2 separate regions of the Mus musculus genome follow, and region 1 is linked to region 2. The links are chromatin loops, found by intact Hi-C in ENCODE. Cell type or tissue: left cerebral cortex. All regions are shown on one strand.

Region 1 (4,000 bases), 78 kb after region 2:
GTAGGAACCGGATTGCCATAGGACACCTTCTGCTGAGAAAAAAGTAAAATGGAACACAACGGATCAGCTTCAAATGCTGGTAAAATCCACCAGAATCGGTTGTCAAGTGTGACGGAAGATGAAGACCAAGACGCAGCCCTCACCATTGTGACCGTGCTGGACAGAGTGGCCAGTGTCGTGGACAGTGTGCAGGCAAGCCAGAAGAGAATTGAGGAGAGACACAGAGAAATGGGTAACGCGATAAAGTCTGTCCAAATAGACCTGCTGAAGCTCTCACAGTCACACAGCAATACGGGCTACGTTGTCAACAAGCTGTTTGAGAAGACCCGGAAAGTCAGCGCTCACATTAAGGATGTCAAGGCCCGGGTAGAGAAGCAACAGGTTCGTGTAACCAAAGTCGAAACCAAGCAAGAAGAAATAATGAAGAAAAACAAATTCCGAGTGGTAATCTTCCAGGTAAGCTTGCATTTGGGGCCAGCTCGATGACCATATTCCCTCTCATCCTTTGCCACCGAGTCACAGGGGTGTCCAATGTCACATGTCAGCCATGGTATATGGGAATATACTGAGCTCGCCAAATAGTCACCTTGGGAGAGAGAACCATTCCTAACCAATGCTGCTGTCTCTCGCCCATGGGTCAGGCTTCTTATTAGTCATGGAATGTGAACTGTGGCTTGTGGCTCGGGCTATTTCTTGCCTTTGAAACTCAATACTGTCAGGTTCTTTCAGCATTTGAGTCTTAGTAAACACAGTGACCCAGTAGACTTTAGAATGTTGGAGCCAAAAGGGTCTTAAGAAATCTCAAGTTTGAAGACTGGTTTTGCTACATAAAAGAAGAAACCGGGAGGTTCCAAGGATGCAGTTCGGGAGTAGAACACTTGTTCATGTGGCCGAGGCTTGTGTTTGATTTACAGCAGCCCCCTAAAAGAGAACAGTTTAGGAGCCAGCACCCAGGCAGTCATAGATTTATTCTTACCAAGAACTCAACCAGTAAATCAAAAACTCTGAATATAGTTTGTCCATTGGAATTTTTTTTGTATTATTCACAATAAGAAAAGCTAAGTGTTTCCAAATCAGGCCATTATTTGTGTTAAAAATGTTGACTGGTTTTGTAAGACAGTCCAGCCCATAGTTCATGGTGACCTAACCCTCACTATTTAATAATCCAGGCTGGCCTCAAACTATGGTGGTGATCCTGCCACAGCCGTCCAAGTGCTAGTACTATAGACACTGAGTCCCAACTCCCCATTAAGTTTTATGTCTTAATATTATTCTTACAATAATACAGATATAGAAGTCCATAAATAATTCCTTACTCAATTGGGAAGCCTTTTTCCCCCCCGCTAAGATCCTATAAATGCTCAATATATGTTTTTAAAAGACCCTATGGGAAATACATATATTGTATTATAAAAATACAGTATATTTCTTAAGCTCTTGTAAATTAAATGGACAAGTTGGACTCTTTAGTCACATTAAGAATGAACGATGATAAGAAAAGACAAAGCAGATGACACCAGGGATCTTTGCTTGCCTATTTAAACACTGGCTGGTACAGAACTGTAAATCCAAAGTACAAAGGTTAGGGAAGGCCCGTCTTTCCAGTTCTGCTCTTGGGAGAATCAGTTGGCACATTTTGGGAGACATTTTTGATAGTATGTATTATGAACTTTAAATTTTTCCAAACCTACTGGCCCCGAATTTCCTGTGTGTCAGAGGATTTGTTGTAAGCATAAAGTCAGGAATGTGTGGGAATGTCCATCCATGCATACACACATCTATATACTTTTAAAAGTGGAAGTCAGTGTGCACAGAACCCTAGAAGAGCAGACAACATGAAATACAGAAACAGTGATAGAAACGTCAGGCCTGTAACCTTCACGTTCTCTGTGCATTCGGCAGTGTCCCAGACTCAAGTTACGCTGGAATGGGCGAGAGGTACTTTTGGATTTGTTTTTATCAGTTCACAGGGTATTTAGGGAAAAGATGGGGAATTTCGAAGATAGAAGAGTACACTGGTGTCTTTAAAGTTCTTTCCCATCACCCTTTTCTTATAAGCTCCGAGAGGCCTTTCTCTAGGCTTAAAAATGTCACCTGACTTCAGGTGTCCATTCCAGTACTGGTGCAGATAGTGATGAGCTGGGCATGGGACCAAAGAATAGATCCATTCACCTCCTGGGGCATCAGCCACTGCCTGCTCACCCTCATGTGCATGCTTATGTCAGGAAGAACACTGGGGGCCCCACGTATCAGGGGAACCTATAAGCAAAGCAGTTCCCTCAGGATTCACAGAAGCTGCAGCAAGGAAACAGAAATTTCACCTGGCTCCATCTATCGGTGAAATTCTCTCCCTGACCCCTACAGAAAAGCTGTTTTTCTATTTGTTTCTATTCTCTGTAACTTGCTGGTATTTCCTTCCTGTGTTTGGATTCTATAGTTCCATAAAGAAACTGAGAGATACTAGCTAATCATAAAGCTCTTTTCTTTTAAGACAGACTACCTTGAAGATGATGTGAAACTAAGATGTATAAATTATGCAGGAGTTTGTCAAAACAAAACAAATTGCTACCTTTTAGAAGCCTACAGGGAAAATAGGAAGTTTCATATTGTTGACCTAAGACTGAAATTTCTGTACTTGTTATAGGTTAGAATGTATATAGATATATTTACATGGTTATTTTTAGCAGTTAAGATTAACCTTACTTAATTCTCATCGAAGACTGTCCCTTCTAAACTTATTTGAAACTGAGCTAGGCCGCTTAAATATATCTTCATTTTTTTTTTTTTTTTTTTTTTAAGATTTATTTATTTATTATATGTAAGTACACTGTAGTTGTCTTCAGATACACCGGAAGAGGGCACCAGATCTCATTACGGGTGGTTGTGAGCCACCATGTGGTTGCTGGGATTTGAACTTCGGACCTTCGGAAGAGCAGTCGGGTGCCCTTACCCACTGAGCCATCTCACCAGCCCCCATATATCTTCATTTTTATCTGAGATATTCCTTAAGTTTTCCCAGGCATCTCTTTTGTTGATAATATTTATTGGTGTCTTATCTTCTACAGTTGTATACGTCTAAGCTTTTGGCCAAATTCTGAATGTTGGCATTTAAAGGTTGCCTGACATTCTTACCCAGGTTGTTTCTCTTTGAACACTGGTGATCCCTCTCCCTGTGCGTGGGTGGCATGAGCCACAGCGTAGCTTCTCAATTGCAGTTACTAAGGAAGCACAAGTCTGTGGCTAGAAAGTTTTCAGTCTCCTCTAATGATAAGTTCTGCACTTCTGTGTATCCAAAGTGTTGCTGGCTGTGTTCCTTTGATACTGATTCGCTTCCACTTTTCTCGGATCCTTAGCATTCATTCTGCTGTAACAATGGTCCTTTAGACCAGGTGTGGTGGTGTAAACCTACAGTCCTGTCAGTTGCCAGGCTGAGGCAGGAGGATTGGGAATTCAGATATCCTGTGATTTTTGAGGCATGCCTGAGCTATGTGAGACCCTGTCTCAAAAACAATAAAAAGCTAGTTTTACCTGGACTTTGATATAGACATGTGATTGTATTCAGAAGTCAACTGTAATTTACCCCATCAACCTTCTGTCGTTAGCACTGTGTGCTTGCCCTTAACTCACAGTGGTCCCAGCTCCTGGGGGCTGTGTTAGATTCCCCGGCAAGGTCTTTCCCTACCTTTGTCTCTGTTTGCTTGATTTTGTACTGTCGGCTCTGTGTTTGAAGAGAAGGATGTGTGATACTCCAGTTTCCCCGTGTCTTACGCCTCCACTGCAGGCTTCTGGGGATCTCTGTCTACCAAGTAATACCCTGATGCCCTTTGGCTCTTTCCTTTTCTAATTATACCTTCTTAGGCTCGCCCAGCCCACACTTTTGCTGAGGCGGCTCCCCACAACAGGTGTCAGGAAGGGAGAGGAATAACTTGCCTGCCTCTAACTGATTCATCAGAGAGTCATTAGACGCCCACCTCTGCCTCTTTTGTCCAGGAGAGGCAGG
Region 2 (4,000 bases):
GTTGGGGATGGGGAGTGGTCGTTTGTGGGTCCGTAGGTGTCGAGTGGCCGGGACTAGGGCGGCCCTGCGGCGTGGTGAGCTGGTGAGGTTCCGCGAGACGGAGCAGTGATCCTGGGTTTGCTCGTGGAAGCGCGTGTAAAGTGTTGTGAAGCCCCAAGGGAGGGAGGACGGCTAGGCTTCAAGGGGAGTGTGTGCGTGTGTGTGTGTTTGTGTGTGAGTGTGATGGTGAGGAACTGGCGGACTGAGGATAAGGGCCTGAGAACTGACCATGTGTTGGTGGGGAGGTTCTTAAGAGTTCCTGGGTTTTAAGAGGGGTAATGCCGGTAAAAAGAAGGAGTGGTTATGTTTGTCCTTTGGGTTCAGGGGTGCAGTGGGGACCAAATCTGTCCACGGTTCTGTGCATCAGGGCAGCAGGGAGTCCCAGGAGGGCCCAGGAAGTGTTTTGTTGGTTGTGTCTGGACAAAGCCTGAGGCTCAGGTAACCACGCTGGAGTACGTATATAGGGTGAAGAGATGAGAGCCCAGTAGTGAACCCAGTTTGACAGAGGGAGGGAGCTAGGGAGTCATCTTGTGTGGGATTTGGGTATGAAAGGTAATTAGGTCTCAGAGAGTGCCCCTGTGTAGCTAGAGTAACCCCGGGTTAATTAAAGTGGTGTAGAAAGAGAGGCAATGGTGGTGTGTGTGTTTTGCAGGAGGACCTGGAAGATTGGCAGCCAGGGGAGCCAGGGAGTAAGTGACCTCTCCCCTCTCTCCAAGGCCGCCTGCCCTCCCACAGCTGTTGGAAACAAAGAGCGTGCTGGGGTTTTAATGGATGACACAGGGGAGGAGGGGGCCGGCCAGTAAAGTTCCCCCGTCCTTTTGGAAAGAGTCCCAGGGGAGCCAGGGGATTCAGGCCCTCGGGCGAGCAGAGGCTTCCGGGTTCTCTTGGGGGAGGGTAGGTCTGCTTGCAGCTGGCCCAGCAGACCTAGTGGTCATAAGCCAGCCCTTGCTCACTTGGGCTTTTATCACTTCTCAGACCAGCACTTGTCCTTTTAACTAGGGTTGAAGCGGGGAGGAGGGGTGCACCTGAGAGTCGATAGAGTCAGCTAGTGGGGGCCTGACAGACAGCCTGGGAGTTCGTGAAGGGGCTATGTTTATAGGACAGTGATTTAGGCGAAAGAGGCTTTATGCTGGCCTTTTTTTTTTTTTTTTTTTTTTTTTTTTTTGTGGTGGGGGACACCTTTTTTAGTAATTTTCATATGGTATGTTTTATGAGAGGTTTTGAGAACTAATAAAAATGGCATGCCCATTAAAAGCCTTTCCACCCATAAACTCTCTTCTATTTTTCTAATCGTAATTGGGATGGGATGACGCTTTAGTAAGCCGTCACTCTTTAAGAAGATAAGCTCTTTGTAAATCAGAGTGATTTGGGTTTTTTTTGGGGTACCAAATGATGGTTACCTTTTTTAGGTGACCACGCTGTCAAAATATCTTACTGGGTGATGTGTTACGGTTATTTGTGTGTGTGTGTATTTGTGTGTGTGTGTACCCTCTCTGCTTCTGTCCTAGTGCGTGGGGCAAGTGTTCAGAAAGGACTGGGCACTCACACGGTGTGGAAAGAAGGGGGCTCATCTGGAGGCCATAGCCCTTGCTGCAGAGCTGAAATTTGGGTGCAAGTCAGTAATTTTTTCACTAGTTTCTTCAATTAAAACAGATTTAGATTTAATATCTCATCCTTCCTTTAGAAATATTTGTCACCAATAATGAATGTAAATAAGTTATATTGTTCAATGTTTTCAAGGACTAAGGTATACTTTAACTATATTTTATTTTTATGTGTTTTACCTGTACACACACATATAATATTATATATATTATACATATAATAGATATATCTCACATGCATGCAGTGCCTACAGAGGCCAGAAGAGGGCAGGAGAAGAAAATGCCTCAGAACTGGACTGTCTATCATGTGGGTGCTGGGAACTGAACTCAGGTCCTCTGTGAGAGCAGCAAGTGTTCTTAATGGCTGAGACATCATTCCAGGGCATAATGACATCATTCCAGGGCATAACGACAGATTTTTGTTAGAACTCTCTGGGACAAAGAAGGCGAATGCACATTTTGGCTGATGAGTTTGAGAACTGTAGTAATCCAGTTTGTGCACACGATGCGTTTGTGTTAAATGCAGCTTGAGATGGCAAGTCCAAGGTTCCCTTGTAAAGTTATCTAAAGGGAGTATTGAGCTTTAAAATCTAAGCCCTGTCCTTGACTCCCTTTTGTTATCCTTCAGTTTGATATTTTAGACTTCTGGGATCTTTAATGGAGTCTGATTCTGTCAGGCTGTGTGTGCTGAGTTACTTAGAGTTTTGTGACATTTGTAAATAAGATGAGCTTATGGGCCTTATCAATAGAAATTATTTAGATTATAGAAGGGTTGGGTCCTTCAGTGTTTTATTGGAAGTTTGTGGATGCGTCAGTTAATCAGACATTCAAGAGGTGCATTCTTTTCAGTTGAGTTTAGTAGGTTTTCAAGCTTTTGGAGTTCGATATTTTCCATCTTTTTCACCAGACTACCCTTAAAAGATGTGGTCAGAGCATCTAGTTAGGCCACATCTCCAGTCTAGTGGAAAAGAAGATGCGGTTTAGAGCATGCCTTTATAAGGAATCTAAGTGTGCACACACACTCAGTCCTTCTCTCTTGTTCTCTCTCTTTCTCTACACACACACACACACACACACACACACTCGAGTGCTAGTGTGCACAGATTTATCTGTTTTCAAAAACTTGAGCCGCTAGGTTGCACGTTAACCTATAGATGATCTTCTGGATCTGCATGTGCCCTCTGGTGTTTTTTTTTTTTTTTTTTTTTTTTTTCTAAACATGAGGGTGTGTTCTTTAATTTCTGGTCTCTTGGCTCCTCGTCAAGACAGTGTAAATATTTAGCAGTAGTTTCTAAGTATGATCTGAAAGTTTGTTCAGCATCACCGAGTACAATTGGTTTGCCCAGGAAATGTATTTTGGAGCCAGCTTCGGGGTGTGCCGCTGTTCAGGGAGCAAGCTGCTTGCTGTGGGTGTTGTTCTTTTTGTCAGGGTCCTAGACTGAGTTTGGAGAGCACGCGCCTTTAAGGCAGCGATGCTGAATGGGCCTGTGCTGTCCTTTCACAGCATCTTCCCCAAGCGGGAAGCCCCTTTCTTCTCTCGTTTATGTAAGCTCTTTTTATTTGTCTCTTTCCACAGTACTCCACTCATTCTCGGATGCTCTTTTATCTTTGTTTACATTTCTTTATTTATAGTTACTCTTTAGAAATCTGATTCGTGAGGAGGCTTTCTGTTTACGTGACTTTTGTGAAGATGAACTAGAGCTCAACGCTGGATAACCTGAGATAACATTTTTCCCCACTCCTGATAGAAGCCGTGGTCCTTTTTGGCTTTGGGAGCTTTTGGGTGTTTGAGAAGAACAGAGAGGCTAAATATATGAAATATTTCTGGTTCAGGGACTGTGGTTAAAGAGGTAGGAAAACAGAGCAGACGTGGGAGTCAGTGACACAGGTAAGAAGGAACATTTGAACTGGGTTCCAACATGTCAGAGAAGGAAGAAGCCGGTCCTCTAGATGGTAAGAATCTTATGAATGGCAGGCTGACAGGAGAGCCTGGCTAGTGGCAGGCACCTCAGAGTTCTAGGGAACAAACAATGAGTTGTCTAGTTAGTGTGGGAAACAGTGGTCAGGGCAGGTTGACATCTTGGACATGTAAAATATGATTGTTGATTTACTTAGTGAGCCTGTGTAGTATAATCTAACATACTAAATATTAAGGAAAATTTATAAGAGGCCCTCCCAGCCTTCAGAGACCTTATAGTTGGAGGAGGGGTGATGATTCTCTTACAAAACATGTGCAATGGAAATTCCTGCTTAGTTCATCTGGATCTACCTCGCCCCCTGCCAGTAAGCACTTAGTGGCCACTAACACTAATTGGCTTAACAAACAAACAAACAAACAAACAATGCAGTAAGAACAG

What was found. Hi-C counts contacts between places; a loop is a spot of excess contacts. Peaks named below come from ENCODE experiments on the same cell type or tissue, not always from the same donor. Only the 100,000 strongest peaks of a DNase experiment are listed, where the experiment ranks them.
Region 1: it touches region 2 in a loop (2.4-fold over the local background); 12 of 42 quality-filtered maps call a loop at or near these places.

What each region holds. Positions count from the first base shown.
Region 1 is chr4:48,663,574-48,667,573 of GRCm38, forward strand. It overlaps Cavin4 (caveolae associated 4), which reads left to right. Exons shown (of 2, transcript NM_026509.3): 1 at 1-456. The coding sequence starts at 49. Among named protein-coding and RNA genes, the nearest start is that of Cavin4, 2.1 kb to the left of the region's middle. In left cerebral cortex, a CTCF peak has its summit at 2,336; a DNase peak (open chromatin) is centred at 3,896.
Region 2 is chr4:48,585,791-48,589,790 of GRCm38, forward strand. The region is part of intron 1 of Tmeff1 (transmembrane protein with EGF-like and two follistatin-like domains 1); the gene reads left to right. Among named protein-coding and RNA genes, the nearest start is that of Tmeff1, 2.6 kb to the left of the region's middle. In left cerebral cortex, a CTCF peak has its summit at 1,897 (motif pointing right); DNase peaks (open chromatin) are centred at 67, 509, 815, 1,927 and 1 more place; H3K4me3 peaks cover 1,133 bases; H3K27ac peaks cover 1,453 bases.